Linked DNA regions of Homo sapiens: region 1 is linked to region 2. Evidence: chromatin loops called from intact Hi-C (ENCODE). Cell type or tissue: Caco-2. All regions are shown on one strand. Links, peaks and the distances in the headings refer to the core of each region. The heading gives the core; the rest is flanking DNA.

What was found. A loop is a pair of places that touch in the nucleus more often than their neighbours do. Peaks named below come from ENCODE experiments on the same cell type or tissue, not always from the same donor. Only the 100,000 strongest peaks of a DNase experiment are listed, where the experiment ranks them.
Region 1: it touches region 2 in a loop (9-fold over the local background); 3 of 110 quality-filtered maps call a loop at or near these places.

Annotation. Positions count from the first base shown.
Region 1 is chr19:34,844,450-34,860,333 of GRCh38, forward strand. LINC02965 (long intergenic non-protein coding RNA 2965) reads left to right here. Exons shown (of 5, transcript NR_186333.1): 4 at 4,517-4,683; 5 at 6,243-6,476. LINC03049 (long intergenic non-protein coding RNA 3049) reads right to left here. Exons shown (of 4, transcript NR_182286.1): 2 at 15,725-15,853; 3 at 6,220-6,345; 4 at 4,602-5,100. Among named protein-coding and RNA genes, the nearest start is that of LINC03049, 8.3 kb to the right of the region's middle. In Caco-2, for the core only: a CTCF peak has its summit at 7,185; a DNase peak (open chromatin) is centred at 7,192.
Region 2 is chr19:34,965,124-34,981,007 of GRCh38, forward strand. LOC124904700 (a long non-coding RNA gene) reads right to left here and starts at 8,504. Exons shown (of 2, transcript XR_007067237.1): 1 at 8,061-8,504; 2 at 7,243-7,506. LOC124904699 (a long non-coding RNA gene) reads left to right here. Exons shown (of 2, transcript XR_007067236.1): 2 at 2,568-2,797. In Caco-2, for the core only: a CTCF peak has its summit at 8,219 (motif pointing right); DNase peaks (open chromatin) are centred at 8,268 and 9,098.

The DNA.
Region 1 (15,884 bases), core at 3,130-11,129, 120 kb before region 2:
GAGCATCTGTTGCAACATACCCTGATGAGAAGTTCATGTGCAATGAAACTCCAACTCCTGGGACCTATGTGTGGAACACTGGGACCCTGACCCCGTCAGATCAGTCAGATCCCCTTTCTCCAGAGCAGATTGGTCAGCACAGGGAGACAACAGCTCAGATCTTCGCCCTGTGAGATCACTTATGGGAGGGGCTGCCCCGACCCCCCACATCTGACTCCCCCATGCTATAGTTTGGTTTGTTTGACCCCTCCAAATCTCATGTTGCAATGTGATCCCCAGCGTTAGAGGTGGAGCCTGATGGTAAGTGTTTGGGTCATGGGGTTGGAGCCCCCATGATGTCTTGGAGCTTTCCTCACAGTGATGAGTGAGTTCTCACTCTATTAAGCCCTGCAAGAGCTGATTGTTAAAAACAGCCTGGCACCTTCCTCCCCTCCTCTCTCGCTTCTTCTCTTGCCTAGTGATCTTTGCACATGCCAGCTCCTCTTTGCCAGCCTAAGGCCCTCACCAGAAGCAGATCCTGGCATCATCCTTCTTATACAGCCTGCAGGACTGTGAGCCAAAGAAACCTCTTTTCTTTATAAATTACCCAGCCTCAGGTATTCTTTTTATAGCAACACAAAAATGAATGAAGGCATCCCTCTCTTCAATGCTGCAGGAATTGTTTTCATTACAGGTTTGGGCTGCTCTATAATTTCATATAAATGGGAGCATACATTATGCACTGTTCTTAAGCCTTAAGGAGTCTTTCATTCAGCATCATGTTTCTGTGATCCATCCATGTTGCCTGTTATCAGGAATTCATTCACTTTGATATCTGAGTATGAATGCACCATGGTTTGTTTTTGCTTTCTATATAAATAGACATCTGAGGTACTTCCAGGTTTTACATATTATGAATAAGGCTGCTGTGAACTTTTCTGGTGCAAGTGATTCTGTGTCCATGTGTTTTTATTTCTCTTGGGTTAATACTTAGGAATGAAATTGCTCAGTCAGACTAGATATATGTGTAGTTTTCTGAGAAACCATATGAACTTTTTTCCAAAGTGGTTTTACAATTTTATATTCTCTCCAGAAATGAAGAAGAGTTCCAGGTACTCCATATGCCTGCCAACATTTGGATACCTGGGTTGGATACCTTTTAAACTTTATCCATTTCGGTGGCTGTGTAGTGGTGTATTGTTGTTTTAAATTTTCATTTCTCTAATGACAAATGATGTTGAATACTTTTACGTGTGCTTGTTTTATGATACTTCTTTATAGGAGAATTGTTCAAATATTTTGCCCATTTATTATGTGGCTGGGCATTTTATAGTTGACCTGTAGGAGTTCTTTATAGATCTTGCACACTTGTCCTTTGCTAGATATATGTTTTGCCAATAATTTCCCCAGTTTATAGCTTATGGCTTGCCTATTTATTTTCTGAATTAAATACTTTTGGGGCAAAAGTTAATCTCGTTTATGGTTTCCAGATAATAAATTTTCTTTTGATGCAATCTCATTTCTCAGTATCTTATTTTATAATCTTTCTATTCTTAAAAACTCCTTTGTAGCCCAAGGGATTAATCAGGGTCTCTTACATTTTGTTCTAAGACGTTTATAATTTTTTGAAAACCTTGTTTTTTGAATCCATCTGGAATTTGTTTTCATAACTGTCTGAGGTGAAGACGTCAGCATTTCTCCCATACACACAGCCAATGGTCTTCGAACTCAACCGCATGTTTGAGGAGGAGAAAGAGGAGGAGGAGTCCATCCATCATTCCTCTGTTTTCTCCCTTCTTATTTTTTTTGAGACAGGGTCTTGCTATCACCCAAGCTGGAGTGCAGTGGCACAATCATGGCTCACTACAACTTCCACCTCCTGGGCTCAATTGATCCTCCTGCCTCAGCCTCCTGAGTAGCTGGAACTATAGGTGCATGCCACCACGCCCGGCTAATTTTTGTATTTTTTTGTAGAGATGGAGTTTTGCCATGTTTCCCAGAATGGTCTTAAACTCCTGGGCTCAAGCAATCCACCCCCCTTGGCCTCCCAAAATGCTGGGATTACAGGCATGAGCCACCGCGCCCAAACTTCCCTTCTTATTTTTGGATGCCATCTGTGTGATTTGTTTCCATAGTCCCTGTGATCAAGTATTCATTAATGAGAAAAAATTTCCCCCTCCCAGAACAGCAAATTCCTGGACCCTTTCTCTCACACACACTCCCATCATTCAATTCCACAACAATACTTTGATACATGTACACAATCCAAAGTGAATGTGCACAATCCACTTCTCATGCCCCCCACTGCTGTTGTGTGTCCAAGCCATCATTACCCTCCACCTTAGGGGCTCAGCCTCCTGACTGGTCTCTCAGCCTCCGTGCTCATCCGAGCAACCAAAATCATCCGCTTAAAATCTACGGCAGATCATGCTGTCCTATGCTTTAAGCCCTCCAGTCATTCCCATCTCTGAGGATGTCATCACTTTATAATGACAACCTACAAGGCCCTCCCTATTTTGTGTGTCCCCATCCCTTTCTGCTCTCCTCGCCCCCACTCTCTCTCGTGCTGACCGCAGCCCCATCAGCTTACTGACTGCCCCACGAGGATGCCAGGCATCCTCCCTTCGATCCTTTGCAGTGGCTACTTCTGCTGTTTCCAGTGTTCTTCCCTCACGTGTCTGTGTGGGTCACTTGATGACCCCCTTCTAGACCTTGCTCAAAACTCACCTTCCTAGTGAGGTTGTCCTCTCTTCCACGTGCACATGGAGACTTCTGCTTCTCCTTACTCCAAGTGTCAAACCTCCACAGGCAATTTTATTCTTCATAACATGTGTTACCAGCTAAACTGCCACATCATTTATGTGTGATTACGATTGTTGTTTATTTTCTCCCCCCGCCAACTCGAATGTAAGCTCTGCTGACATTTTTGCTGCTACTTATAATAGGTCCCAGCTCATCCCAGATGCTCAATAAATATGGCAAATTGACAAATAAATGAGTCAACTGCCTTCTGAATATTACTGATTCATCCACAGGGTTTCACACTATTAAAAACCGAACACTATTGAAAGCTGAACTCACCCTACGAAAACAATGCATGTCCATTTGTCTAAGGCAAGTGGCTACAGTCACCCTGGTCATGTGTGGCAGTTAATCGTCTCACTTCCCTCTTCTGCTACTTCCTCTCCAGCCACTCTCAGCTCCTCTAGAACGGGAGCTCATTGTCTCGTCTTTGCTTTGGCCAAAGAACCCCCGGAGCCCCTTTACCTCTGTTCTAGCACCCATTGGATTCTTCCTTCCAAGGAAGTACAAGAATGTTTCTAAAAGCTACATATCATCATTTCACTTCTTTGCTTTCACTCCTTTCGTGACTTTGCATACTTTCAGGATGACCGACAAGTGCCCATCACGTACATTAATTTGTCCGTTATCTGGCCCCTGCTGATCATTACAGCCGTACACCCCAGGCTTGACTTCATTCTCCAGCTGTACCTGACTACCTTCCTTGTGTCCCACAGGCTCACAGCCTCTCTGGCTTCCTTGACTTTTCACATAATATTTCCTTGATGTGAAAATAGCCCCACTCTACCTAGAGGCTTCCTCCTGCTTCTTGAGGTGCAATTAAAGTTCCTTCTCTCCCGTATTTAATACTATGTCCTTCTTACCTGCTCTCCGATCCCTAGCACAAAGTCCTATTTAAATTTTTGATATGCATCTGTCTCTCCTACTAGAATGTAAGTTCTTGTAGGTCAAGAAATGTCTTTGAACCCTATCTCACCAGTGACTAGCACAGTGTCTAGTGCAGGTTCATCACTAAGTAAATGTTTAATAAAATAATACATAAGAAGCTGGCAGAAATTCTTGGGTTTTCCCTCTTTCCTCCATCTGAAGGTGGTTTTCCTGGGTTATAAAATGCCTTAGAAATTATAGAGTTTTCAACAATGAAGTCTAGTTTAGATTCAGCCTGACTCTATGATCAGCCATGGGTTGGGTGGAGTGTCAACTTTTGCAACTTGAGATTTTAGTGGTTTAAATAGGGACAAACTGTATCTTTTCCCACATAGGCCCAATCCAGGTACTTACTTGAAAATAATTTATTTTTCTTTCATTTTTTTCCTTTTTGAGAGGGAGTTTCGCTCTTGTTGCCCAGACTGTAGTGCGGTGGCGCGATCTCGGCTCTCTGCAACCTCTGCCTCCCGGGTTCAAGCAATTCTCCTGCCTCAGACTCCTGAGTAGGTGGAATTACAGTCACCCACCACCACACCCAGCTAATTTTTTGTATTTTTAGTAGAGATGGGGTTTCACCATGTTGGCCAGGCTGGTCTCAAACTCCTGACCTCAGGTGATACACCCTCCTTGGCCTCCCAAAGTGCTGGGATCACAGGCATGAGCTACTGCGCCCGGCCTCAAAATAATTTTTTGCAGGACTTTTTAAAGGAGTATGATAACAACTTTTGAGTCATATATTTTATCCTAGACTTAAAATGTTTCAGTAATTACCCAGTGGCATGAGCTCTTTCTTTCATTGTTCTTGCAGGCCCAAGAGGCTGGATGCCAAACCTATCCTCTCCATGTGAAGCACCAACTTGGGGGTGTCAACTAAAAATATGAGACCCGTAAACTTGGAAAGGAAGACTTTATTTCTTGAGAAGGGTTGCAAACTGCAGGCTGGGAAGTGGCACCTCCAGCTGAGACCACAAACAGGTACTTTGAGGGAGATAGGGTGGGATAGGAGTTTTATGCCAAACAGGTTGGCTAAACAGACATATTCAACAGGTCACAGGGGGAACTATGAATATTCATGAAAGGGGGTCATATGTGTGCTTGATAAGCAAACATATGTGTTACATACATCCCATGTTCACCTTCGAGTGGAGAATTAACATTAAAATGCAGTAAAATTAGGTTCTGTATGTTAAAAGGTGAAACACAGGACATGAAGACACTTTGTACACAGCCTCGGTGAACCAGCCAGAACCAGCCCATGGTTGAATACTTTGTAGCCTAGTCAGTTTGTCACTTCAAAACTGCAAAAAGGGCTGGGAGTCAGGCCGCATCAGCAGGCAGTTGGTTGAAGTCAGCGGAGGGGTGTTCCATTCTTTGTTTTTCCAGGGCTTGTTTCTGTTTAATTTGGGAAACAAACAAAAAAAAACCCTGGTAACAGTGAGGAAGGGGTATACGGAGGCGCAATTTCCCATCTCCTTACGGCCGGGAAACTTAGTTTTTAGTTTTTTGGGGGTCACCTTGGCCAAGAGGGGTCTGTTCAGTCAGTCAGAGGGCTCAGGGTTTTATTATTTATTTGTTTGTTTATTTTTCTGAGACGGAGTCTCGCTCTGTCACCCAGGCTGGAGTGCAGTGGCACGGTCTTGGCTCACTGCAACCTCCACCTCCAGGGTTCAAGCAATTCTGCCTCAGCCTCACGAGCAGCTGGGATTATAGGCACATGGCACCATGCCCGGCTAATTTTTGTATTTTTGTAGAGATGGGGTTTCACCATGTTGGCCAGACTGGTCTTGAACTCCTGACCTCAGGTGATCCACCCCACCTCGGCCTCCCAAAGTGCTGGGATTACAAGCGTGAGCCACCTCAACCGGCCTCTGGGTTTTATTTGTATTTCACAGTGGAATGCCTGGCCCCAATCTAATTTAAAAAAAAAACACATAGAAAAGATATTCAAACATTTTTAAAAGACGAAAACAGTAAAGTGTGCTTTCCTGTCACACAGCAGGGAGGATCTGACCTTTGGGGAGGTCAGATGGTGTAGGGGAAGCACAGAGGGAGGTGGCAAGGGCATGTCCTGGTCTCTCTTTCTCTGGACCTCTCCTCTTCCTGGGCTGATATCCTCACACTCTCATCAGAGACATCAGAAGTCAGCACAAACAGTCCTAGAGTGTGCTACTTCCATGTCACATTAGCTGAGCCACAGAAAATTTTGAAATGTCAAGTCTGGCTCAACCTGTCACCATTCATAGAAGGCATCCTTCCTTCTAGACTGGCCTAAAAGTGAAGACCCCAGAGCAGAGACTCATGAACATGAAGGAGGCTTTAGATATTTAATCCGGAAAAGCAAGTAAAAGGACCATGGAGACAAATAGGTTAAAAGAAAAGGAACAGCTTGCCCGCAGCGGGGTGGGAGTTGCTGGAGGTGCTACCAGTCCCAAGACTAGAAGGAAAGTGTCCCAGAGCTTGAGTCTTCCAGGCTTACAGACAAAACCAGAGTGGAGCACAGTTGGTACTTACAAGTCTCTCTTTCCTCCCCACAGTGGACTTTCTCAAACTGGGGTATTGACCTCTGATGAACCGCCATGCAAACCCGTGCCTTTCAACATAAAAAGAAGCCCTTCGAGGTGCTCACCTTCAAGCTTGCTAGAGGAGGAGGAAGAGCAGGTTGAGTTTGACATAACTAGAATGGGTTGAGCCTTTCCAGCAGAGTAAGGTTCTTTCATGGTGGACAGTGGCCACCCACTGCCATTTCTACAAGAAGATTTTGCTTCTTAGGCACTGAGTTCCTGGTTCTTTCACTAGAGAAAAATGAGTAGGTTGGCAATCCAGTACTTCCATCTTCTGTGAAGACCTGGGCAGGCAACGGGGGCTTGGGGGCGGGGGCAGGGACCAAAGACAAGGCTGCCATTTGCTGTGCCCACCACAGAGGGACATTTACTCCACCTGAAGCACAAGTATTTTCTCAGTGATGTTGGCTCCTACAAAGTCAAAAGGGGTAGGCTCCCTGGCTTACGCTCCAGGAGTTTGGACTGAAAGGGACACTAAAAGTGTCTTCCTCTAAGTTTATGATGTTGCCCTCCTCTGGCTACAACAGTGCTCTGGCCATAAGCATCCCAGGTTCTCTGAATGATGGTGGGTATGGAAATGTTCCCAAACACAGGTATGGCGGTGTCCCCTCCCACTGTACCAATCTATGCCCAGGGCTGGAAGGTCCGTGGTGCTCTGAACTGGATTCATAAACAGTAGCATCTCCAACCACAAGTGTGGTGTCAGGCCCTCCAACAGTAGCACATGTGCTCCCGTGGGTGCCTGATAGAAAGTGGGAACATGTGTTTATTAGCCAGGTGGGCCCCAAATGCTCTGACGAGGTGCAGAAAGAGGACTCTTTGTCACAGTTGTGCTGTGCCCTCCCATTGCAACACATGTGCTCTGAACAGGTGGAGCCCAGGTGCTTTGCATGTAGGCGGACACAAGAGGGCCTCTAAGCACAAGTGTGGTGTTGGAACCCTCAAGGCTACCGATGCATTCTGGCCAGGTGTGTCCCAGGTGGTCTGACTATAGACAGCAACAGAATTATCTCCAGCACCGTTATAGAGATACCCGTCCAACTGATGTGCTCTAGCGGGATGGGACCCGGGTGATCCGAACACAAGGAGGAACAGAAGTTTATTCTGATATATGCTCCTTCTTAGCGATGTTATCTCCTTCAATAGTAACAGGTATGCTTTGGCTGGGTGGGCCTCAGTCACTCTGTAGCCAGGAAGGAAAGGGCTCCCAAAACAGATTTCTGCTCCGTAGAGCTGATCTTCCCTCATTGCAACAGGGATGCTATAGGCAGGCAGGACCTGGTGCTCAGGTCTAAGCCCTTCCTAGAATAAGTTGTGGTTCTGAGTGTTGTCAGCCCTTCTGCAGATTTCAATGACCCCTGACAAGGAGCCAGGGTTTGGGACAGACACAATGACTGCAAACCTGCCACCACCCAAAGGGGCTTAGATATTGATGGTGCATGGCACTGCTGCAGTGGCCCTTTATCTTGATCCCCTTTTTTTTTGAGACGGAGTTTCGCTCTGTCGCCCAGGCTGGAGTGCAGTGGCGCGATCTTGGCTCACTGCAAGCTCCGCCTCCAGGGTTCATGCCATTCTCCTGCCTCAGGCCTCCACCTCTCAGGTTCAAGCGATTCTCCCGCCTCCGCCTCTGCCTCCTGGGTTCAAGCAAACCTCCGTCTCCTGGATCCAAGTGATTCTCCTGCCTCAGCCTCCCAAGTAGCTGGGACTACAGGTGTGCGCAACCACGCCCAGCTAATTTTTGTATTTTTAGTAGAGATGGGGTTTCACCATGTTGGCCAGGCTGGTCTCGAACTCCTGACCTCAGGTGATCTGCGCGCCTCGGCCTCCCAAAGTGCTGGGATTACAGGCGTGAGACACCATGCCCGGCCCTCAGTCTCTTTTAAGCAAGGATCAGGGGAGTAATCAGATGGCCCATATAGCGCTCCTGCTATTGAAGGAGCGCAGATGTCGCTCAGATAGCGACAGGAAGAGAAGTCAGTTTCCCCCTGCAGGTAGGATCAGTACTTTTCCTAAGTGGCTGCACTTCTTTGAGGTGCAAGCATACAGTGCTGTCTTTCTGAGAGCCCTGGCATGACACCAAGGGGAGGCCCCCTTCTGATGTAAACACTGAGCTTGCTGGGTTGCATAAGGCCTCTCAGGGGTGATATAAACCGAGGGGGTAAAGGTGACCGTGTTGCTCCCAGGAACTGTTTTCAGAAGATGCACAGGTGCAGCAGGAGGATTCCTGCCAGAAGCAGGAACAGAGAGGGCAGGGAGAAAAAGGAGGATGGTGGCCTGGGGGCCAGGCGGGGTGAGGCTTACTGAGGAAGTTGTCCGTGAAGAGCAGTTTGTGTGCTGTCTGACACTGAGAGTCTAGTAAGAAATTTGGAGAGGTCTCCTAGCTGCATGTTCCTCCAAGGCAAACCATGCTGGATGTTTGTGACATGTCATTGGAACACACACCAGAGAAAGTGTGTGCTAGAGCAGAGAGGGAAGACAAGGCACCAAAGGACAAAGGGGAATCCCAGCAGGACTTTTGAGAGCTTGAGACAGCTCATGCTCTTTGCAGGTGCTTGGCACCAGGTGTGCCCGATGACATGGAAAAGCATCCAGGACTGTGTATTATAGGACCCCACATAACTGTCACCCCCAGATCACCAGGTCTGCAGGCTCCTCAGCATCTAACCTAGGGGCAGCAACTAGTGCCTGTGAGTCTCCTAGCCCTTTTCTCTGGGGTTATTGGAGGTCAGAGGTCAGAGCGCCCTAGATCCTGCCAGGAAGGGGCCCTGGCTCACAGGAGGTCAGGGTAGGAGAGGTGGGGGTGTGGCCAGCAGGGATCAACTCTGTCTCATGCCATTACTGGTGCACCCAGGTGGCCCAGCAGGGCTGCAGCTGCAAGACACGTGCTCTGATGGGGAGGAGAGACCAAGCAGTGTGGGGCGTGATTTGCCCTGACCTCTTCCTTTCAGGCAACCTCTGCAGAGGACACTAGTTTACCCCCACAATGTCCCCTTCCCATGTGGTAGCTCAGGGTTACCACACACTGTTTCCTCCAGGGATCCCTCTAGGGCCTCTCAAGTCTTGGAGCAGGCATATCTTCTCTGTGGCCACCCAGGAAGGTGTGGGTCCATGGGCATGAGATGTGAGTCCAGCTGGGCTGTGAAGGTTTCTGAGATGGGTACTTGGCACCCCAATTTTCCCAGGTCCTGCACCCCATACCATCCCTTCCAGGCAAGCAGATCTTCCCTCTTTTAACAAATTTTTCGAATTGCAAACAGCATTTAGGACTTTGCGCCTTCCTCAGGTCACCCATGTGGGCGTAAGGGAGAGTCAGGATTTGAACTCAGACTGTCTGATTCCAGAGTTTATCCATTGACCACCTGACAGTGGTGATGCCTCATCATGTGTGTCACGTATTTACATTTTTAAATAGTCCTTAGGGTACTTAGCACCATGTACACCTGTCATGAGAGTGTTCACTGCCTGCATCAGAAGATGCAGGGTGGAGAGCACCAATTGTCAGCACAACCATATTGGGCATTTCTCTGCTAAATGAGTCTTGCACAAACCACACAGCTGTCTGTGAACTATCTTCTCCCAGGTACAGGACAGGAGACCACTTAGGTGCAAGATACACTCTGTCTTAAGAGCCTTATGCTCCAAGGACACCAACATCTCTTGTGACAATTCCATAGACCTACTTTTTAGGATCCTGGCTGAAATTGGCAATTTACTGATATCAAATAGTGTACTCTATCAGGATGGTAAATAGTTCCTTATATTTAGAACTCTTTTTTTTTTTTGGACAGAGTTTCACTCTTGTTGCCCAGGCTGGAGTGCAATAGTGCAATCTCAGCTCCCTATAGCCTCCACCTCCCGGGTTCAAGTGATTATCCTGCCTCAGCCTCTCGAGTAGCTGGGACTACAGGCATGCACCACTATGCCCAGCTAATTTTGTATTTTTAGTAGACACTGGGTTTCACCACGTTGGTCAGGCTGGTCTCGAACTCCTGACCTCAGGTGATCCACCTACCTCAGCTTCCCAAAAGCGTGAGCCACCGCGCCCGGCCTTTAGAATGCTTTAATTTTCTCTCAGAGACTATTTTGTGGTTGGGAATGACAAATTACAGTTCATGAGCTGAATTCTTTCCAGTCTGTTTCTGTAATGCCAATAACCTTAGAATGGTGATAAGAGTTTTCAAAGTTTGTAGAAAAGAGGAAAGGAAAAAAGGAAGAAAAACAGAGGAAAATATGCAACAGAGACCATATGCAATCTTCAGAGCCTATAATATCTACTATCTGGTCCTTTACAGAAAAATTTGCCTCTTTTGTGATTTTCAGTGTATAAGTCTTGTACAGTATTTACTAATTTATCCTTATGTGTTTTATAAGTTTTTTGTATGCTATCGTAAATGGTATCTTTTACATTTTAGTTTTCAGTATTCACCACTGGAAAATACAGTTGATTTTTATATATTCACCTTGTATGCTAGAACTTTGCTAAATTCACTCTTTACTTTTAATAGTTTCTTTGTGAATTCCTTAGGATATTCTATGTTCACAGTCATGTTTTCTATGAACAAAGAGAGTTTTGCTTCTTCCTTTTTATCCTGTATGCCTTTTATTTTTATTTCTTACCCTTATATTTGCTACAACCTCCAGTAAAATGTTGAGAAAAAGTAGAGATGTAGACATAGTTTGCCAGTCCCTGATCTTAGGGGAAAAGTATTCAACACGGAATTGAGTCAAAGTTTGTGGCATATGCACTTAATCACTCAAAAGACATATCCTCTAATTCCTAGTTTGCTAAAAGATGTAAGATTGTGTTAATTTCTTTGCCCATTTTGTTAATTTCTTTTAGTTCCCACATCTGAGGGAGAACATGTAGTATTTATCTTTCTGTGCCTGACTTATTTCGCTTAACACAATGTTCTCCAGGCTCATCCATTTGCCACAAATGACATGGTTTTATTTTTTTAACGACTGAATAGTATTCCATTGTGTATACATAATGCATTTTCTTTATCCATTATCTGTTGGTGGACATTTAGATTGATTCCATATCTTAGCTATTGTGATAAGTGCTTCAATAAAGATAGGGGTGCTAACCAAGCACACAGGCTTAATTAGCTTGACAATTCTTACACAAAGTAGAGATTTCCGAAAGACACCACATTCATTGAGTAAATTAGGAAAACTAAAACCTGCCTGGCAAGAATGATGAAGAGGCATATCTGTGGAGGCTTTGGATCTTGGTGGAAAAAATTAAAAGGAAAGAAATCTCTCCCTTGAAATTCTTAACCAAAGTCTCTACCTTCTGGAGTTAGACATCATATTATCCAAACAATTCCATATCAATCATTTTGTGTAAAGTAGTACTGAGTTGGTAGTGGCCCCATATATTACATCTATACCCACAAAAGAATTTTTTAAGGACACATGGGTACCTCTGTCACTTGTCATCTGGTTCTCAGTGTTGACATGGAGCAATTTGTAATCTAAAAAACCTGCAGTCTTATCTAACAATACTCAGGTCCTAGGGAAATATTTCTCCATATCTCTTGCAATGAGCCTGGTGTGGTGGTGCACCTGTAGTCCCAGATACAGAGATGAAAGGATCACTTGAGCCCAGGAGTTTGAATCCAGCCTGGGCAACATAGAAAGACCCTATCTCTTAAAAAAAAAAAAAGGCAATGAAAGAAATTGAAAAGGAAACAAACAAGTGTCAAGACATCCCATGCTCATGTATTGGAATAATTAATAATGTTAAAATTAGCATACTACCCAAAGCAATCTATAGAATCAATGCAATCCCTATCAAAATATCAATGACATTTTTCACAGAAACAGAAAAAGAATTCTAAAATTCATATAGAACCAAAATATCCCAAATAGCCAAAGCAATGCTGAGCAAAAATGACAAATGTAGAGGCATCACATTTCCTAACTTCAAAATATACAACAAAGCTATAGAAACCAAAACAGAGTGGCATTGGTATGAAAGGGGAAACATAGACTAATGGAACACAATAGAGAACCCAGACATAAATCCGTATATTTACAACCAACTGATTTTTGACAAAGTGCCAAGAACATACATTGGGGAAAGGACAATGTCCTCAATAAATGGTGCTGGGAAAACTGAATATCCGTATGCAGAAGAATGAAACCAGATGCCTATTTCTCACCACACAAAAAATCAACTAAAAATGGATTAAAGGCTGTAAGACCCAAACTAGAAAACCACTAAAAGAAAACATAGGAGAAATGCTTTAGGACATTAGTTTAGGCAAAGATTTCATGGCTAAGACTTCAAAAGCACAGGCAACAAACATATAGACAAGTGGCAATATATTAAACCGAAAAGTTCCTGCCCAGAAAAGTAAACAATCAGCAGAGTGAGGAGACAGCCTGTAGAATAGGAGAAAATCTTTGCAAACTATTCATCTGACAAGAGACATATCCAGAGTATACAAGGAACACAAACAACTCAACAGCAAAAACTCAAATCATCCAACTAAAAGGTGGTCTATAAATTGAATAGATATTTCTGAAAAGAAGATATACAAATGACCAACAGGTATATGAAAAATGCTCAATATCGCTAATCATCAGGGAAATGAAAATCAAAAGCACAATGAAATGTCATCTCACCCTGGTTAGAATGGCTGAAAGAAAGAAAAAATAAATGCTGGTGATGCTGCAGAGAAAAGAGAAATCTTTTTTTTTGTTTTTTGAGACGGAGTCTCACTCTATTGCCCAGGGTGGAGTACAATGATGTGAACTCAGCTCACAGCAACCCCTGCCTCCTGGGTTCAAGTGATTATCCTGCCTCAGCCTCCTGAGTAGCTGGGATTACAGGTGTCTGCCACCACACCCAGCTATTTTTGTGTGTGTGTATTTTAGTAGAGATGGGGTTTCACCATGTTGGCCAGGCTGGTCTTGAACTCCTGACCTCAAGTGACCTGCCCTAGTCGGCCTCCCAAAGTGCTGGGATTACAGGAGTGAGCCACCATGCCCAGCCAGAGAAAAGGAAACTCTTATACACTGTTGGTGGAATGTAAATTAGTACAGCCATTTACTAATACAGTATGGAGGTTTCTAAAAAAAAAATAAAAATAGAATTACTATATGATCCAGGTATCCCACCACTAGATATTTGTCTAAAGAAATGGAAATCACTGTATAAAAGGGATACCTGGGAGGGGTTCCAAGATGGCCGAATAGGAACAGCTCCAGTCTACAGCTCCCAGGGTGAGCGATGCAGAAGACGGGTGATTTCTGCATTTCCAACTGAGCTTTGAAGAGAGTAGTGGTTCTCCCAGTACGGAGTTTGAGATGTCAGAATGGACAGACTGCCTCCTCAAATGGGTCCTTGACCCCCGAGTAGCCTAACTGGGAGGCACCTCCCAGTAGGGGCTGACTGATACCTCATATGGCCCAGTGCCCCTCTGAGATGAAGCTTCCAGGAGGAACGATCAGACAGCAACATTTGCCGTTCTGCAATATTTGCTGTTCTGCAGCCTCCACTGGTGGACCTGCAGCAAACTCCAACAGACCTGCAGCTGAGGTCCTGACTGTTAGAAGGAAAACTAACAAACAGAAAGGACATCCACACCAAAACCCCATCTGAACGTCACCATCATCAAAGACCAAAGATAGATAAAACCACAAAGATGGGGAGAAACCAGAGCAGAAAAGCTGAAAATTCTAAAAATCAGAGCGCTTCCTCTCCTTCAAAGGAATGCAGCTCCTCGCCAGCGATGGAATGAAGCTGGACGGAGAATGACTTTGACTAGTTGAGAGAGGAAGGCTTCAGACAAGCAGTAATAACAAACTCCTCCGAGCTAAAGGAGGAAGTTTGAACCCATGGCAAAGAAGCTAAAAACCTTCAAAAAAGATTAGATGAATGGCTAACTAGGATAAACAGCGTAGAGAAGACCTTAAATGACCTGATGGAGCTGAAAACTATGGCATGAGAACTACGTGATGCATGCACAAGCTTCACTAGCCGATTTGATCAACTGGAAGAAAGGGTGTCAGTGATTGAAGATCAAATGAATGAAATGAAGCGAGAAGAGAAGTTTAGAGAAAATAGAGTAAAAAGAAATGAACAAAGCCTCCAAGAAATATAGGACTATGTGAAAAGACCAAATCTACGTCTGATTGGTGTACCTGAAAGTGATGGGGAGAATGGAATCAAGTGGAAAACACTCTTCAGGATATTATCAAGGAGAACTTCCCCAACCTAGCAAGGCAGGCCAACATTCAAATTCAGGAAATACAGAGAATGCCACAAAGATACTCCTCAAGAAGAGCAACTCCAAGACACATAATCATCAGATTCACCAAAGATGAAATGAAGGAAAAAATGTTAAGGTCAGCCAGAGAGAAAGGTCGGGTTACTCACAAAGGGAAGCCCATCAGACTAACAGCAGATCTCTTGGCAGAAACTCTACAAGCCAGAAGAGAGTGGGGACCAATATTTGACATTCTTAAAGAAAAGAATTTTCAACCCAGAATTTCATATCCAGCCAAACTAAGCTTCATAAGTGAAGGAGAAATAAAATCCTTTACAGACAAGCAAATGCTGAGAGATTTTGTCACCACCAGGCCTGCCCTACAAGAGCTCCTGAAGGAAGCACTAAACATGGAAAGGAACAACTGATATCAGCCACCGTGAAAACATGTCAAATTGTAAGACCATTGATGCTAGGAAGAAACTGCATCAACTAACGAGCAAAATAACCAGCTAACATCATAATGACAGGATAAAATTCACACATAACAATATTAACCTTAAATGTAAATGGCTACAGACACAGATTGGCAAATTGGATAAAGAGTCAAGACCCATCAGTGTGCTGTATTCAGGAGACCCATCTCAGGTGCAGAGACACACATAGGCTCAAAACAAAGGGATGGAGGAAGATCTACCAAGCAAATGGAAAACAAAAAAAAAGCAGGGGCTGCAATTCTAGTCTCTGATAAAACAGACTTTAAACCAACAAAGATCAAAAGAGACAAAGAAGGCCATTACATAATGGTAAAGGGATCAATTCAACAAGAAGAGCTAACTATCCTAAATATATATATGCACCCAATACAGGAGCACCCAGATTCACAAAGCAAGTCCTTAGAGACCTACAAAGAGACTTAGACTCCCACACAATAATAATGGGAGACTTTAACACCCCACTGTCAACATTAGACAGATCAATGAGACGGAAAGTTAAAAGGATGTCCAGGAATTGAATTCAGCTCTGCACCATGCGGACCTAATAGACATCTACAGAACTCTCCACCCCAAATCAATGATATACATTCTTCTCAGCACCACACCACACCTATTCCAAAACTGACCACACAGTTGGAAGTGAAGCACTCCTCAGCAAATGTAAAAGAACAGAAATTATAACAAACTGTCTCTCAGAACACAGTGCAATCAAACTAGAACTCAGGATTAAGATACTCACTCAAGGAGGAGCCAAGATGCCCGAATAGGAACAGCTCCTGTCTACAGCTCCAGTCTACAGCTCCCAGCGTGAGCGACGCAGAAGACGGGTGATTTCTGCATTTCCAGCTGAGGTACCGGGTTCATCTCACTAGGGAGTGCCAGACAGTGGGCGCAGGTCA
Region 2 (15,884 bases), core at 4,038-12,037:
AATTAATACTTTTATAATTTCTTATGCCTGTCTTTACTGCAATCTCTGAACATAAATTGTGAAGATTTCATGGACATGTATCGCTTCCCCAATCAATACTCTTGTGATTTCCTATGCCTGACTTTACTTTAATCTCTTAATCCTGTCATCTTCGTAAGCTGAGGATGTATGTCATCTCAGGACCCTGTGATGATTGCGTTAACTGCACAGATTGTTTGTAGGGCATGTGTGTTTGAACAATATGAAATCTGGGCACCTTAAGAACAGGATAACAGCGATTTTCAGGGAACAAGGGAGATAACCTTAAAGTCTGGCTGCCTGTGGGACGGGCAGGACAGAGCCATATTTCTCCTATTACCAAAAACGGGTAAGAGAAATATCGCTGAATTCTTTCCCCAGTAAGGAATATTAATAATTAACAGCCCTGGGAAAATAATGCATTCCCAGGGCAGTGCCTCTAAAATGGCTGCCCTGGGAGTGTCTGCCTTATGCACATGTAGATAGGGATGAAACACACCCTAGTCTCCTGCAGCGCCCCCAGGCTTGCTAGGATTAGGAAATTCCAGCCTGGCGAACTCTAGTCAGACCAGTTCTCTGCTCTTGAACCCTGTTAAGATGTTTATAAATGACAATGCGTGCACAGCAGGACATGGAAGCTCATGAGTGATTCTAGTTTTGCCCTGACCTTGTGATCTCGCCCTGACCTTCTGCCTTGTGATCTTTTGTTGCCCTTAAAGCATGTGATCTCTGTGACCCACACCCTATTCGTACACTCCCTCCCCTTTGAAAATTGCCAATAAAAACTTGCTGGTTTTATGGCTCGGGGGCATCACGGAACCTGCTGACATGTGATGTCTCCCCCAGACACCCAGCTTTAAAATTTATCTCTTTTGTACTCTTTCCCTTTATTTCTCAGACCAGCCGACACTTAGGGAAAATAGAAAAGAACCCACATTGAATTATCGGGGGTGGGTTCCCCCGATACTACATGTCATATGGTGAAACCACCTTTGTAAAAATTATAACTGAGAAAATTATGACAGTGAGAGATCTGACCTAACCAACTCCATCTTGCTTCTAACCTCCAAGCTGTCCTTGTTCGTTCCTGAGCATAGGCCTAACTAACTTTGGGAGAAACTCAGTTTACAGTTTAACTTTGAAGCAAAGATAACAGCCCTTTCCCTCTAGGCCGGGCATGGTGGTTCACCCCTGTAATCCCAGCACTTTGGCAGGCCGAGGCAGGCGGATCACGAGTTCAGGAGATCGAGACCATTCTGGCTAACATGGTGAAACCCTGTCTCTACTAAAAATACAAAAAATTAGCCAGGTGTGGTGGCGGGCACCTGTAGTCCCAGCTACTCAGGAGGCTGAGGCAGGAGAATGGCATGAACCCCGGGAGGTAGAGCTTGCAGTGAGCTGAGATCGCCTCCAGCCCGGGCAACAGAGCGAGACTCCATCTCAAAAACAAAAACAAACAAAAAAACCCAGCCCTTTCCTGAAACAAACCCTCTTCTTGTCTGGGGACCAGACTGCCTTTGTAGGATTAACAAAAGCCACAAGATTAGAGAGTATGGTTTAGGAGTCATGCAGCCAGGGGCCAGGGGTCACAAGATTTTAAACCTTCCCAATTGCTACTGGGGATAACATCACTATTGTAAAACCTAAGATTGGTGCTCGAGATATTTTTCAGACCCAGCACTCGATGGATCAGCTAGTGCCACCCAGATTGATAAACTGGGTCATCTGGTCCTGTGGTCCCCACCCTGGAATTTACTCAGTGCAGTTAGTCAACTTTGACTCCCTGTGATTTCATCTCTAACCCAACTAATCAGCACTCCCCACTACCTGGCCCCCCACCCACCAAATTATCCCTGAAAACCTCTGATCACTGAATTTTCAGGGAGATCAAGTTGAGTAATAACTCTGTTTCTCCCATGGCATGGCTGGCCCTGTGTCAGTTAAAGACTTTGTTTACTGCAATGCCGTGGTCTTTTTGTAGCAGGCAAAAAGAACCCATTGGGTGGTTACAATGGTAGATAACAGGGCCCAGGACAGAATTCCTGCTGGGTGCATAAAAGCTATTGTCATTACCAACACCATCATCACAAGAATCTTACAAACACTGCTGTGGGGCGGCAGGGAAGAGACACCTCTGTGCAGTCTTTTGGATGTTTGTCAAAATATACAATGACTCTAACTCAGCAAGTACCGCCTCAGAGGGAATAGTTATGATTTTTACATGAAAGCACACCATAGTAACATTTGCCTACTTGATTTTATTTTATTATTTTCTTATAGCTGCATTTTTTTGTTTTTCTAAATTTATAAAATAATATATAATTATTGTATGCAACATGATGTTTTGAAATATAGATACATTGTGGAATTGATAGGGACAGGAGGTAGGGAAATTCTGGGCAGAAGAGGCCAGGTCCATCAAGCTGAAAATCTTGATACCACGGCCCAAAGTGAGAACTTACATCCCTGTTTTCCCACTCAAATGTTGCCTTTTCCAAAACCACCCGTGGCTCACCCTGCCCCCCATCCTATGCCCATAAAAACCCCAGGCTCAGCCGGCAGAGAGAAGAAAAGCAGCTGGACATTGGAGACTATGGTTGGATGTTGGAGAGAAGCAGGCTGACTTCAAAGGGACAGCTTGACAGCGTAGCTTTGGAGAGGATGGCCAGGGATGGCCAAACTTCAGGGGACGATTACCTTCCTGCTCCATCCCCTTTTCAGCTCCTCTTCCTGCTGAGAGCCACTTTCACCGGCAATAAAATCCCCTGCATTTACCATCTTCAATTTGTTTGTGTGACCTCATTCCTCCTGGATGCCAGACAAAAACTTGGGTGCCATGAGTGTGGGTACAAAAGGCTGTCGCACTGACCCTCCACTGAGCTGTTAACACTTAAGCTATGCATGGATGGCAAAGCTAAAAGGGCACTGTAACACTTCGTCAGGGGCTTCAGGGGTCACAGCACCTTCCCCTAGACACTGCCGTGGGGCTAGTATGGAATTTGCTCTTGCCAGCACCCAAAAGCCCTCACCCTGTCTCCTGCACCCACTCACCTGTGCTCCCCTCCCCATGAGGGGTGGAACAACAAGCGAGTGGAGTTCGTCCCTGACAGCGCCCATGTACTCTAGTTCCCATCCAAGAAGGGGTCAGGGAAATATCCTGCTTCAGAATGACTAAATCAAGCTCATTAACATATGCATCACTTCACATTGTTTTGTTTTGAGACAGGGTCTCATTCTCTCACCCAGGCTGGAGTACGGTGGCACTATCGTGGCTCACAGCAGCCTTGACCTCTTGAGCTCAAGCCATCCTCCCACTTCAGCCTCCCGAGAAGTTGAGACTACAGACGTGCACCACAACACCCAGCTAGTTTTTTGTATCTTCTGCAGAGATGGAGTTTCACCATGTTGTCTAGGCTGGTCTCAAACTCCTGGGCTCAAGCACTCCTCCTTGCCTTGGTCTCCCAAAGTGCTGCGATTACTGGTGTGAGCCATGGCACCAGCCTTAGTTATCTTTTTTGTGTTGAGAAGACTTAAAATCTACTCTTTAAGCATTTGTCAAGAATACACCGTAACTACAGTCACCAGGTTGTACAATAGATCTCTTGAACTTATTCCTCCTAGCTACCTGAAATTTTATATCCTTTGACCAACATTGCCCCACTCCCACCACCTGGCAACCTCAGCCTCTGGTAACCAACATTTCACTCTATTTCTATGAGACAACTTTTTTAGGTTCCATATATGAGTGGGATTATGTAGTATTTGTCCTCTGTGCCTGACTTATTTCACTTAATATAATGTCCTCCGGTTCAACCTTGTTGTCCCAATTGACAGGATTTTCTTCTCTTTTATGACCAAATAGTATTCAGTTGTGTATCTCTACCACATTGTACAAATCCGTTTATCTGTTGATGAGCACTTCAGTCGCTTGACTATTGTGAACATTGCTGCAATGAATATGGCAGTGCAGATATCTTTTTGACATACCAATTTCAATTCCTTGTGATGTATACTCAGTAGTGGGATTCCTGGGTCATATGGTAATTTTATTTTTATTTTTATTGATTTATTTCTTTGGGACAGGGTCTTGCTCTAAAGCCCACTCTGGAGTGCAGTGGCATGATCATAGCTCATTGCCATTTTGACTTCCCAGGCTCAAGTGATCCTCCCGCCTCAGCCCCCTGAGTAGGTGGGACCACAGGAATGTGCCACCACACCCAGCTTATTTATTTATTTATTTTTGAGACAGGGTCTGGCTTTGTTACCAAGCTGGAGTGCAGTGGTGCAGTCTTGGCTCACCGCAATCTCCATCTCCCAGATTCAAGCAATTCTACTGCCTCAGCCTCCCAAGTAGCTGGGACTACAGATGTGCGCCACTATACCTGGCTATTTTTTGTATTTTTAGTAGAGACAGGTTTCACCATGTTGACCAGGCTGGTCTCTAACTCCTGACCTCAAGTGATCTGCCTGCCTCAGCCTCCCAAAGTGCTGGCATTACAGGAGTGAGCCACTGCACCCAGCCACTAATTTATTTTTATCTGGAAAAGAAAAGAGGTTCATTTGGCTCAAGGTTCTACAGGCTGTACAGGAAACATGACATCAGCATCAGCCTCTGATGAGGCCTCAGGAAGCTTCCACTCATGATGGCAGGTGAAGGGGACCTGGTGTGTGGAGATCACATGGCAGGAAGCAAGGGAGAACTATTATTACTGTGGGGTCAGCACCAACACATTCATGAGGGATCCGCTCCCGTGAGCAAAACACCTCCCACTAGGCCCCACCTCCGACACTGGGGATCAGTTTGCAACCTGAGATTTGGAGGGGACAAATATCCAAATTATATCAGGTGGACAGTGTGGCTGAGGCTTTCCCTGCTTCAGACGGAATTGGACACAGGCTCTGGGAGAGAAGATACAAAGTGCCGAGACCAGCTCAGTCAGGGAGACCCTAACCCAGCGGCACTAGAGGAATTAAAGACACACACACAGAAATATAGAGGTGTGGAGTGGGAAATCAGGGTTCTCACTGCCTTCAGAGCTGAGAGCCTCGAACAGAGGTTTACCCACGTATTTATTAACAGCAAGCCAGTGATAAGCATTGTTTCTATAGATTATAGATTAACTAAAAGTATTCCTTATGGGAAACAAAGGGATGGCCAAAACAAAGGGATGGGTATGGCTAGTTATCTGCAGCAGGAGCATGTCCTTAAGGCACAAATCGCTCATGCTATTGTTTGTGGTTTAAGAATGCCTTTAAGCGGTTTTCCGCCCCAGGCGGGCCAGGTGTTCCTTGCTCTCATTCCGGCAAACCCACAACCTTTCAACATGGGCGTCATGGCCATCATGAACATGTCACAGTGCTGTAGAGATTTTGTTTATGGCCAGTTTGGGGGCCAGTTTATGGCCAGATTTTGGGGGTCCTGTTCCCAACACAAAGGGGTGAGGAATGAGGTCGAGTGTTCCAACACAGTTTTAGCAAATGCAGGTACAGACACCCAGGGTGGGTGTAACTGAAACGCATGCTTCATGGAGATGCACTCAGCTGAGATGCCTGATGTGTGTGGGGAGGGTGGGTGCAGGTTAGCCTGAGCATGGTGGCAGCGTGGGATTCGGACACAGAAATGATTTGCAGGAGTCAGAGGAGGGTCGGTGTGCTAGTAACCTACTGCTGCACAACAAATTATCCAAAAACGCAGAGGCTTAAAACAACATCCTTTTATTATCTCTTCGTTTCTGTGGGTCTGGAACCCAGGCACGGCTCTGCTGGGTTCCCTGTTTCATGGTCTCTCCCAAGAATGCCATCAAGGTGCCAGCCAGGACAAATATCTCATCTCATGGCTCAACTGGAAAGGGGTCACTTCCAAGTTCATTCACTTCATACAACCTGTCGGACTGAGGGCCTCAGTTCTTCCCCGGCTTTTGGCCTGAAGCTGCTTTCAATTCCTTCCCTCTTGGGCCTTGCAGAACGGAGAGCTTGCTTCATTAAAGCAAGCAAACCAAGAAGGCAGTTGAGTTTGCCATAAGACAGAAGTCACAATCTTTTGTAATCTCATCATGGAAGCCACCTCCCACCACCTTTGCCATATTCTTTGGGTTAGAAGCAAAGTCATAAAGTCGGGCCCACACTCAAGGGAAGAAAATGACACAAGGGCACCCAAACAGGAGGTGGAGGTTGTTGGAGGCCCTCTTAGAAGTCTGCCTAACACCAGTGGGGAGGTCCCGAGAGAAAAATATCTCAAACTACCCTCCCCCCGGGTCTGGACTCTCCTTGAGAACTATTTAAAGAGAGAATCTTTTAAGGGAATTAAGTGGCAAAGAAAAAAAGTTATAAAAATGCTAATACTCCAAAAACTTTCTGGGGAGTTCCTAATGGTTTATAAGCACTGTGCTTAGTTTCTTACGAGACTGCCTTTTAAAAATAGTAATTAATGGGCTGGGCGCGGTGGCTCGCATCTGTAATCCCAGCACTTTGGGAGGCCAAGGCGGGCGTATCACCTGAGGTCAGGAGTTGCAGACCAGCCTGGCCAATATAGTGAAACCCCATCTCTACTAAAAATCCAAAATATTAGCTGGGCGTGGTGGTGGGCACTTGTACTCCCAGCTACTCAGGAGGCTGAGGCAGCAGAATCACTTGAACTCAGGAGGCAGAGATTGCAGCAAGCCACGATCGTGCCACTGCACTCCAGCCTGGGCAACAGAGTGAGACTCCATCTCAACAAAACAAAACAAAAAATAGTAATTAATGGAAAACAGGTAATTCACCTGTAATTTATCAAAACCAAAGCTTCCTCACCCCAACCCCTACACAGGGTCAAATTCAGTGTTTTGTCCTCGGGAAAAACCTGACAGTGTTCTAGTTGTCTTTTGCTGCACCACAATCATCCCAAAGTTTCACAGCTTAGAGCGATGTGGGGGTTTTTTGGTTTGGGGTTTTTTGTTTGTGTGTTTTTTAAGACAGAGTCTCAGTCTATCACCCAGGCTGGAGTGCAGTGGTGCAATCACTGCTCACTGAAGCTTTGACCTCCCGGGTTCAAGCGATTCTCCCGCCTCAGCCTCCCTAGTAGCTAAGACCACAGGCTCATACCAACACACCTGGTTAATTTTTTAATTTTTTGTAGAGACAGGGTTTTTCCATGTTGTCCAGGCTCGTCTCAAACTCCTGGTCCCAAGCATTCATCCCATCCCAGCCTCCCAAAGTGCTGGGATTGCAGGCACGAGCCACTGCTCCAGAATCAAAGCAATGTTTATTCTGCTCACGAATCTACAACTTGGATAGGACTCACTGGGGCTCATGTCTGCTTCACTCAGCATCAGCTGGGCCACTTGAAGACAGGGGACTGGAACCTTCTGAAAGCTCTCTCACTTACAAGTCTGGCAATTGATGCTGGCTCTCAGATGGGGCTGTGACCAGGATACCTACAGGTGGCTTTTCTGTGCATCTGCTTGGGCTTCCTCACAGCATGGAGACTGGGTTCCGAGGATGAGCACCCTGAGAAAGAGAGAGCCAGGCAGAAGTTATCCCCTTTTATGACTTAGCCTTCAAAGTCACCTGGGGTCACTCCTGCCACAGTCTCAGGCCTGCTAGATTGAAGGGATGGGAACATAAATCCCATATCTCCATGAAGGAGATCAAGTCATCGAGGTCATTGTAAGGAGGGCATGTGGCATAGGATATATCCGTGCATTCACCTTTGGAAAATACAATCAGCCACAGAGAGCAAACAACCCCACCACCATCCCACCCCTGAGCTTTCACGGGTGTCAGTGACAACAAGCATCGTAGGATGAAAAGAAGTCAGCAATCATGAAAAAATAAAGCAGCAAGAAGTACAATCCTTTCCACCTCGTCTCCCATGAGAGCAGGAGGTTGGGAATGAATCCATCTCCCTGAACTAGAGAAGAGACGTGCAAGGTCACTGGGCCGAGCCTGTGGGTTTGGGTTTCTCAGCTGGCCTGTTACGATGAAGCTTGTTCTTGTCTATTGCTGCACACCAAATTACCATAAATTTAGCAGCTTTAAACAACACCCGTTTATTATCTCACAGTTTTGTAGGTCAGGAGTCCAAGCAGGCTTGGCTGGGTTCTGCTCCGGTCATTACAAGGCTGAAATCCAGGTGTCCGCCAGAAATTCTGTTAGCCAGGGCTTCTATCATCAGTTCTTCTCTGCAGGGCGCTGCTAGGGAGGTCCTGACCACCAGAGGGCACTAGAACCACAATCCCGGTCCCAGGGAACTTTGCTTGTGCTCCCGCCCCTTTCTGTCAAAATGCTGTCCGGCCACCAGCGGCAGCAGCGTCTGGGAACTTGTTTGAAAAGCAGAACCTCAGGACTTAAAACCAGACCTGCTGAATCAAAATCTGCATTTTGTCAACTCCCCCACCCAGGCAATTGGTGTGCACCCTTGAGGGCCAGGCTGTAACTCAGTGGTTCTCTACCTTGGCTGCGTGTTAGAACCACCAGAGGAAGTGTGTGTGTGTGTGTGTGTGTGTGTGTGTGTGTGTGTGTGTGTGTGTTTGAGATGGAGTCTCCCTCTGTCGCCCAGGCTGTAGTGCAATGGCGCGATCTCTGTTCACTGCAACCTCCGCCTCCCGGGTTCAAGCGATTCTCCCTCCTCAGCCTCCAGAGTAGCTGGGATTACAGGCTCCCACCATTACGCCCGGCTAATTTTTGTATTTTAGTAGAGACGGGGTTACACCATGTTGACCAGGCTGGTCTCGAACTCCTTACCCCAAGTGATCTGCCCAGCTCGGCCTCCCAAAGTGCTGGGATTACAGGTGTGAGCTACCGCGCCTGGCCCAGAGGAACTTTTAAAATCCCTGATGCAAGGGACTACCCCCAGAGATTTTGATTGCATTGGTCTGGGGTGCAGCCTGCTGCCCGGATTGTTAAAAGTTTCCCTGGGGATTTTACTGTGCAGTTAAGGTTGAGAAGGGCTGCAAGCCTGGGTCATTGCACACTGTAAGAACCTTGTGTATGAATGGAACTGTGCTATGGAACAACTCCACACCACCTGTGTGTGTAGGCATAGGAGAAACACATAAACCCTGACCCTCAAGGGTCTCCTGGAATGCAAGACCTCAGCCCTCAGGGGCCTTCAGATAAAGGTGCGGTCAGGGCAAACATGGAACACCAAGGACGTGTGATATTATTTTCCAGGTGCTTCAAAGACTCAAGTCAAACACCAACTGCTCAGATAGCAAATTCTAGTTCACCCACCCCACCCATGCTCAGTGATGGGGCTCACGGCAGTTTCCTGTAAGTGTTTGCTGGGCTCGCCTTTCTAACTCCACTGTGGGCCCCCTGAGAGAAGTAATGAGTCGGGTCCCCACTCAATGGAGCCCTGTTCGCAGTTGCTTTTGTGACGTAGGAAGAAACCAGCTGGTGGTGGAATTGGTGAGTTGTGCTCCAGGAAAGAAGGTGCCTGGAAGACAGAGATCAGCGATGTTAGGAGGCACTCTAAAAAAATATATTCTTTCCTATTTATATAGAGCTTCATGGTTCCCAAAGCACTCTTAGGTGCACTGTTGCATTTTTGTAACACCCATCTGCATTAGATTAGAGTTTATCTGTACAGATGAGGAAAACTGAGTGACAGAGGCGTAAATAGATATGCGGGAATTTGCATGAGTCAGGCAGAATTAGAACAAGAAATCGCCTTCCTAAATTTCCTAATTTCCTATATGCTGTTTCCAGGATGTAGCAATACCCAGCTTCTGACTTCTCTTTCCTCACCGTTGAGACCATTTCTGGGGGATTTTGTCTTCATTCTTTCTTTTTGTTCTCCTCCCCAAAATTGTGGGTTTGTTTAGTCATTCTGGAATTCTCTGTTAATCTCCCACCAAATGTCCATTGACGTACTTGATTTCTCATTTTTGAAGGAAGATTCACCAGGTGTAAATTCTTAATATATGCTAGCAAAGACAATGATTTCATCACATTATAAACTTCTCGAATGCAAGAAACTTATTTCCCATTTTATCTCTAGCACCTTTGACAAATATTTGTGGAATGAATGAATAATGAATGAAGGGGATTTGCAAAGTTAAATGTGAGTGAGGGAGGAAGCAGACCCAGGAAATTAATCTGGAGCCAGTCTGCAGGTGGTGTGGTGGGCGTGGTTGTAACCTCTGGACCAAGAGCTGTGAACGATGGTGCACAAAGAAATACTGTCAGCACCACAGAGAGTGGGTTTTATCTTCTCAAATAATGGCCAACTTTCCTGCATCTTCTTCCCTTTTCCTGCTCCTCTTGAGGATGTATTCCCTGCTCAAATGAAATGCTGAAACGTGGCTGGGCGCAGTGACTCACACCTGTAATCCCAGCACTTGGGGAGGCCGAGGCGGATGGATCACCTGAGGTCAGGAGTTTGAGACCAGCCTGGCCAACACGGGGAAACCCTATCTCTACTAAAAATACAAACATTAGCCAGGCATGGTGGTGCAGGCCTGTAATCTTAGCTACTCGGGAGGCTGAGGGAGGAGAATTGCTTGAACCCAGGAGGTGGAGGTTGCAGTGAGCCAAGATTGTGCCACTGCACTCCAGCCGGGGTGACAGAGTGAGACTCCGTCGCAAAAAAAAAAAAAAAAAAAGGGCTGAAACGTTCTTTGAAGAATTCAGCGAGCCTTTGGATACTGACTTTCAGTAAAGGCCTCCCCGGCTCCGTGCCTTTTTTTCTATAAAGTGTCCTTACTCTTCTGGGGTCAGAAACCCTTCCCCTTCTGGGGTCCCCAAACAATGCTCCTCCCTGAGACAAATGAGGTGTGGGAAGGATGTGAGTGACATGCCCTTCTTCCACCACCAGTGTTTCTGCTGAAACCATATTCACTTTATTAAATTAATCAGGGAAGAAGGGACGGGGAGAAATGAAAATAACCAAGCTTGCAGCACATTCAGCGGTCATCATGAGGTCATCCTGCTCTCTGACCTGCCCTTTCTCACAGTGGTTTGGTGCCTGTTGTTCTAGAATCACACAGACCTGTTCCAAGATGATAGTTCCCCTTAACTGCTCTAGAGATAAGAACTTGAACATTACGAAATGTTAAGTTTTGGCCGGGTGCAGTGGCTCACGCCTGTAATCCCAGCACTTTGGGAGGCCAAGGTGGGTGGATCTCCTGGTCAGGAGTTCGCGACAAGCCTGGCCAACATGGTGAAACCCCGTCTCTACTGAAAATACAAAAATTAGCCAGGCATGGTGGCAGGTGCCTGTAATCCCAGCTACTCAGGAGGCTGAGGCAGGAGAATCGCTTGAACCCAGGAGGCAGAGGTTGCAGTGAGCCAAGATGGTGCCACTGCACTCCAGCCTAGATGCCAAGAGCAAAACTGCCTCAAACAAACAAACAAACAAACAAAAGAAATGTTAAGTTTTCCATTTGAGATATTTTTTCAGGTTCTGTATACTGATGAAACCACTGATGCCATTTGGTCTGAAGGAACCCACAGGAGCTGCTGACTCACTAAAGAATGCAGTTTTCACACCCTGATTTCATCCCCCTAACCCCAAGCAATCAACCACCCCAATTCTCCAGCTCCTCGTCCTTCCATGATCCCCTTAAAATCGCCAGCCCAGAACTCCTTGGGGAGATGGATTTGAGGGTTTCCTCTCATGTCCTCACTTGGCGCCCTGTGATCATGAAACTCTTTCTCTGCTGCCAACCCTGCTGTCTCAGTGGAATGGTCTGTCACTGCACAGTGGATGTGTGAGCCTGTTGGTCCTATAACACTGCTTCATCAGAATGCTCTGAGGCTCCATACCCCAGGCCCACCCTGCACTGGCCAGCTCCCCCTGCCCTTCTCCCCATTGCTGTACTCCCACCCTCCTCCACTTTCTTCCCTGAGAGCTGGCTCCCAGGGTCTGCAGGGCTCATCCAGGTTGGTTCTGTGGCCAAGGGGCATGGTTCCAGCTCAGCCCCTTCTGCCCCTTGGACTTGAGAACCAGGGTCTGCAGTCCACAGTGGAGTAGGCCTTGTGTATGGGCTCTGGGTCCATACTTAGGACCTTATGAGGGGCAGGTGATGGTAGAGGAAGAGGCTACCCCTAGTGGGCATTTGATTGGCAATGGGAAGGCTTAGAAAGGGGTCACAGGCTGGAGAGCTTCATGGACTGCATCCCACCATGAAGGAAATGGAAACTTGGCTTTTCCATTCTCAGGTTACAAGGGAAGAAACTTTCATGATGGTGTTGATAAAGAATATTCTGACTGAATAAGTTGGGGCCAATTTGGGGTTGGGTCTCAGGGAAATGAAGAGGCTGTAAGAGCCCAAATCTTTCCCTTCACGTGGCCCCCAGAGTCTTTAAACTCTCCTACTTCTTCAAGGCCCAAGCCCCTTCCTTCAACTCATCTTGGATCACACGTGAACAAAGTAACAAACATTTATTAAGAATTTGTATTCACAGCCTGGCACAGTGGCTCACGCCTGTAATCCCAGCACTTCGGGGAGGCCGAGGCTGGTGGATCACCTGAGGTCAGGAGTTCGAGATCAGCCTGGCCAACATGGCGAAACCCCGTCTGTACTAAAAATCCAAAAAATTAGCCGGGCATCGTGGCGGGCACCTGTAATCCCAGCAACTTGGAAGGCTGAGGCAGAGAATCGCTTGAACCCGGGGGGCAGATGTTGCAGTGAGCCGAGATCATGCCATTGCACTCCGACCTGGGCAACAAGAGCAAAACTCTGTCTCAAAAAAAAAAAAAAAAAAAAAAAAGGATTTGTATTCACAAAACTTCGTGCCAGGCTGGATGCAGTGGCTCATACCTGTAATGCCAGCATTTTGGGAGGCCAAGGCGGGAGGATCGCTTGAGCCCAGGAGGTGGAGGCTGCAGTGAGTTATGATCAAACCACTGCACTCCACTCTGGGTGACAGAGCAAGATCTTATCTCAAAAAAACAAAAAATCACCCAATTCTGTGCCACAGGGAAACTTTTGGGGACTATGAATGCACACATTTGCTAGAAGCCATTGAAGTATACACTCAAAATGAGTACATTGTGTGTGTAAATTATACCTCAATAAGTTGATTTAAAAAAACTGCATCAGAAGATTGGCAAGAATATTGGTAATTGTCAAAGCTGGATGATGGACACGTGGCAGCTCATTATGCTTTTCTCTCTACTTTTGAGAATGTTTAAATTTTTCATAATAAAAAAATAAATTTATTCTGTGCTAATACATTTAGTTCTGGGAAGCAAAGTGTCATTGGGTATGTAAGAGTCACACTTTAATTCTTCCATGTCACAAGCAATTCACTGAGCACCAGCCTTGTGCCAAACATTGGGCTGGTACACTGGAAATCTTATGACAAGGTCACAGCCTGCCCTTGTCCCGATGGTTTGCACAGTGGAGGGAAAGAGAAGGGCGCTTAACAAATAATTGCCCAGGTAAATGGTGACTTTCATAATCCATATAAAGAAGCCAGATGCCATCAGATATGATGGAAGAACCCACCTTGCTCTAGGCAATCAGAAAGGCTTTCTAGAGGAGGTGGTGGTTAGACTGGGTGCTGAAGGATGAATAGGAGAGTGAGAGAAAAATACAGGAGCATTTGTTGTTATTGTTGTTGTTGTTTTGAGACAGGGTCTCATTCTGCTTCCCAGACTGGAGTGCAGTGGCACTCACTATATAGTGGCACTCATAGCTCACCATAAACTCGACCTATTGAGCTCAAGCGATCATCCCGCCTCAGCTTCCCCATTAGCTGAGACCACAGGTGCCCTCCACTATGTCCGGCTAATTTTTTTTCTTTTCTTTTTTGCTAGTGACGGGGTCTTGCTATGTTGCCCAGGCTGGTCTTGAACTCCTGGCCTCAAGTGAGCCTCCCGTCTCAGCCTCCCAAAGTGCTGGGATTACAGGCGTGAGCCACAATGCCAAGCCATACAAAGGAATGTCTTAATTCAGCAAGCTTTTATGGCATCAATGCTATGTGATTAATTCCAAGTACTTTTCCCTGGGGAACTCTTATTCTACCAGGAGATTCCAAATGGTGGTAAACACTTTATTATGATTCAAAGCGTTAATTACTATAATGGAAAAAACCTATCTCATTGGGAACCAAGGAGAGAAAGAATTCTTGGAGAGAATTATTGCTGAAGTATTTACAATGGAAGTTGCTGCTAAACTGGGTGTTAAAACACAGTTGATGTTCGCTAGGTGCACCAAAGGTCTGCATGAAGCAGAAGTGCTCCAGCTGTTCAAAACCTCAAATGAGCACTTTGTTCCAGGAAGAAAGACAAGGGCCTGAAACTGGACTTTGGAAAGCGGGTGGATTTGTAGAGGAAGGAAGAGCATTGCAGGAAGGTGGATCGCACAGGTTTTAAGGGGTACCTTCTGGTGGTGTGTGAGAGACAGAGTGAGTGGAGCTGAGGGAGCACCCTGAAGAGCAGGGGGATATTTGGCTGGGTGTTTAGCTAGGGTAGGGTCAACACGGAACCCTTCGATGCCAAGATGAGGAGGTTGGAAAGGACCCTGACAATGGGACCTCACTCCCAGTTGCATTCCCCTATCACTGCCTCAACTTTAGGTGTGTGGAAGAGCAGACCCTGGTGGCCTTTCAGTACCAAGAGTCATCTTTGGTCAAAATTGCTGAGGATCAGGTCTGACTAGGAGCACCTAGTCTGGCTGGAGGCAGAGGTGGCCAGGAGCCGAGCACCAGGGGAGAGAGAGCTCTCAGCATGATGAGGAGAGCACCATCCAGTTTACATATTTCTTTCTGGAGGAATCTTCAAGTTCTCCCAACTTGATTCAGGACAGGTGACCCCCAAACTGGGGCTTAGCATGTGAGGGTTCTTGGCTTTGCTCAAGAAAGAATTCAAGGGTGAGCAGTATGGGCCAGTGGTAGGGTAGAAGAAAAGAGGCTCATTGAAGAAGCCGTGTTACAGCTCCATGACTGCTCCTGCAGAGCAGGACTACCCGGTCCCGTAGGCAGACAGCAGCAGCTCAGAGCAGTTCTGCAGTCAGATTTATGCTCACATTTAATTGCACGTAGATTAAGGGGCAGTTTATGCAGACATTTCTAGGGAAGGGGTAGTAGCTTTGGGGTCATTATATCATTGCCATGGAAAGGGGTGGTGACTCTCCGGTGTTGCCATGGCAATGGTAAACTGACATGGCGCACTGGTGGGTGTGTCTTATGGAAAACTGCTTCCCTCCCGTCCCTGTTTTAGCTAGTTCTCAGTTTGGTCAGGTGTCTGAGCCTCACCTCTGGAGTTGAGCCCACCTCCTACCTCACGGGTGTACTGCAGCCAGTGAGTGTCATTGAGTCCCTGCATATAACAAACAGACTCCGAGATCTGCCTTCACCCAGTGGCAGTTCATGACCTTTTGGACATGGTGCATAGATAGTGATAGAATAGAAAGGCAGTAACGTCATCCACTATGCATTGTCTTCGTTCTAATCACAAAATAAGTGTTTGAAAAATTAAGCATTATATTTTCAGGTGCCTTTCAAATTCTAGACCCAGCGTACATACATACATACATACATACATATATATATTATGCATAACACATCTATGTGCCGTATTTACTTTTTTTTTTTTTGAGATGAAGTCTCACTCTGTTGCCCAGGCTGGAGTGCAGTGGCGCCATCTCGGCTCATTGCAAGCTCCGCCTCCCAGGTTCAAGTGATTCTCCTGCCTCAGCCACCCGAGTAGCTAGGCATGTGCCACCCTGCCCAGCTAATTTTTGTATTTTTAGTAGAGATGGGGTTTCCCCATGTTGGCCAGGCTGGTCTTGATCTCCTGACCAGCCTCCCAAAGTGCTAGGATTACAGCATGAGCCACTGCGCCCAGCCTTTATTTACTTTATAACTGTACTTACCTTATGTAATGAGTATATATGAAGTAGTGCTAAAATATACATATTTAACATTTAAATATC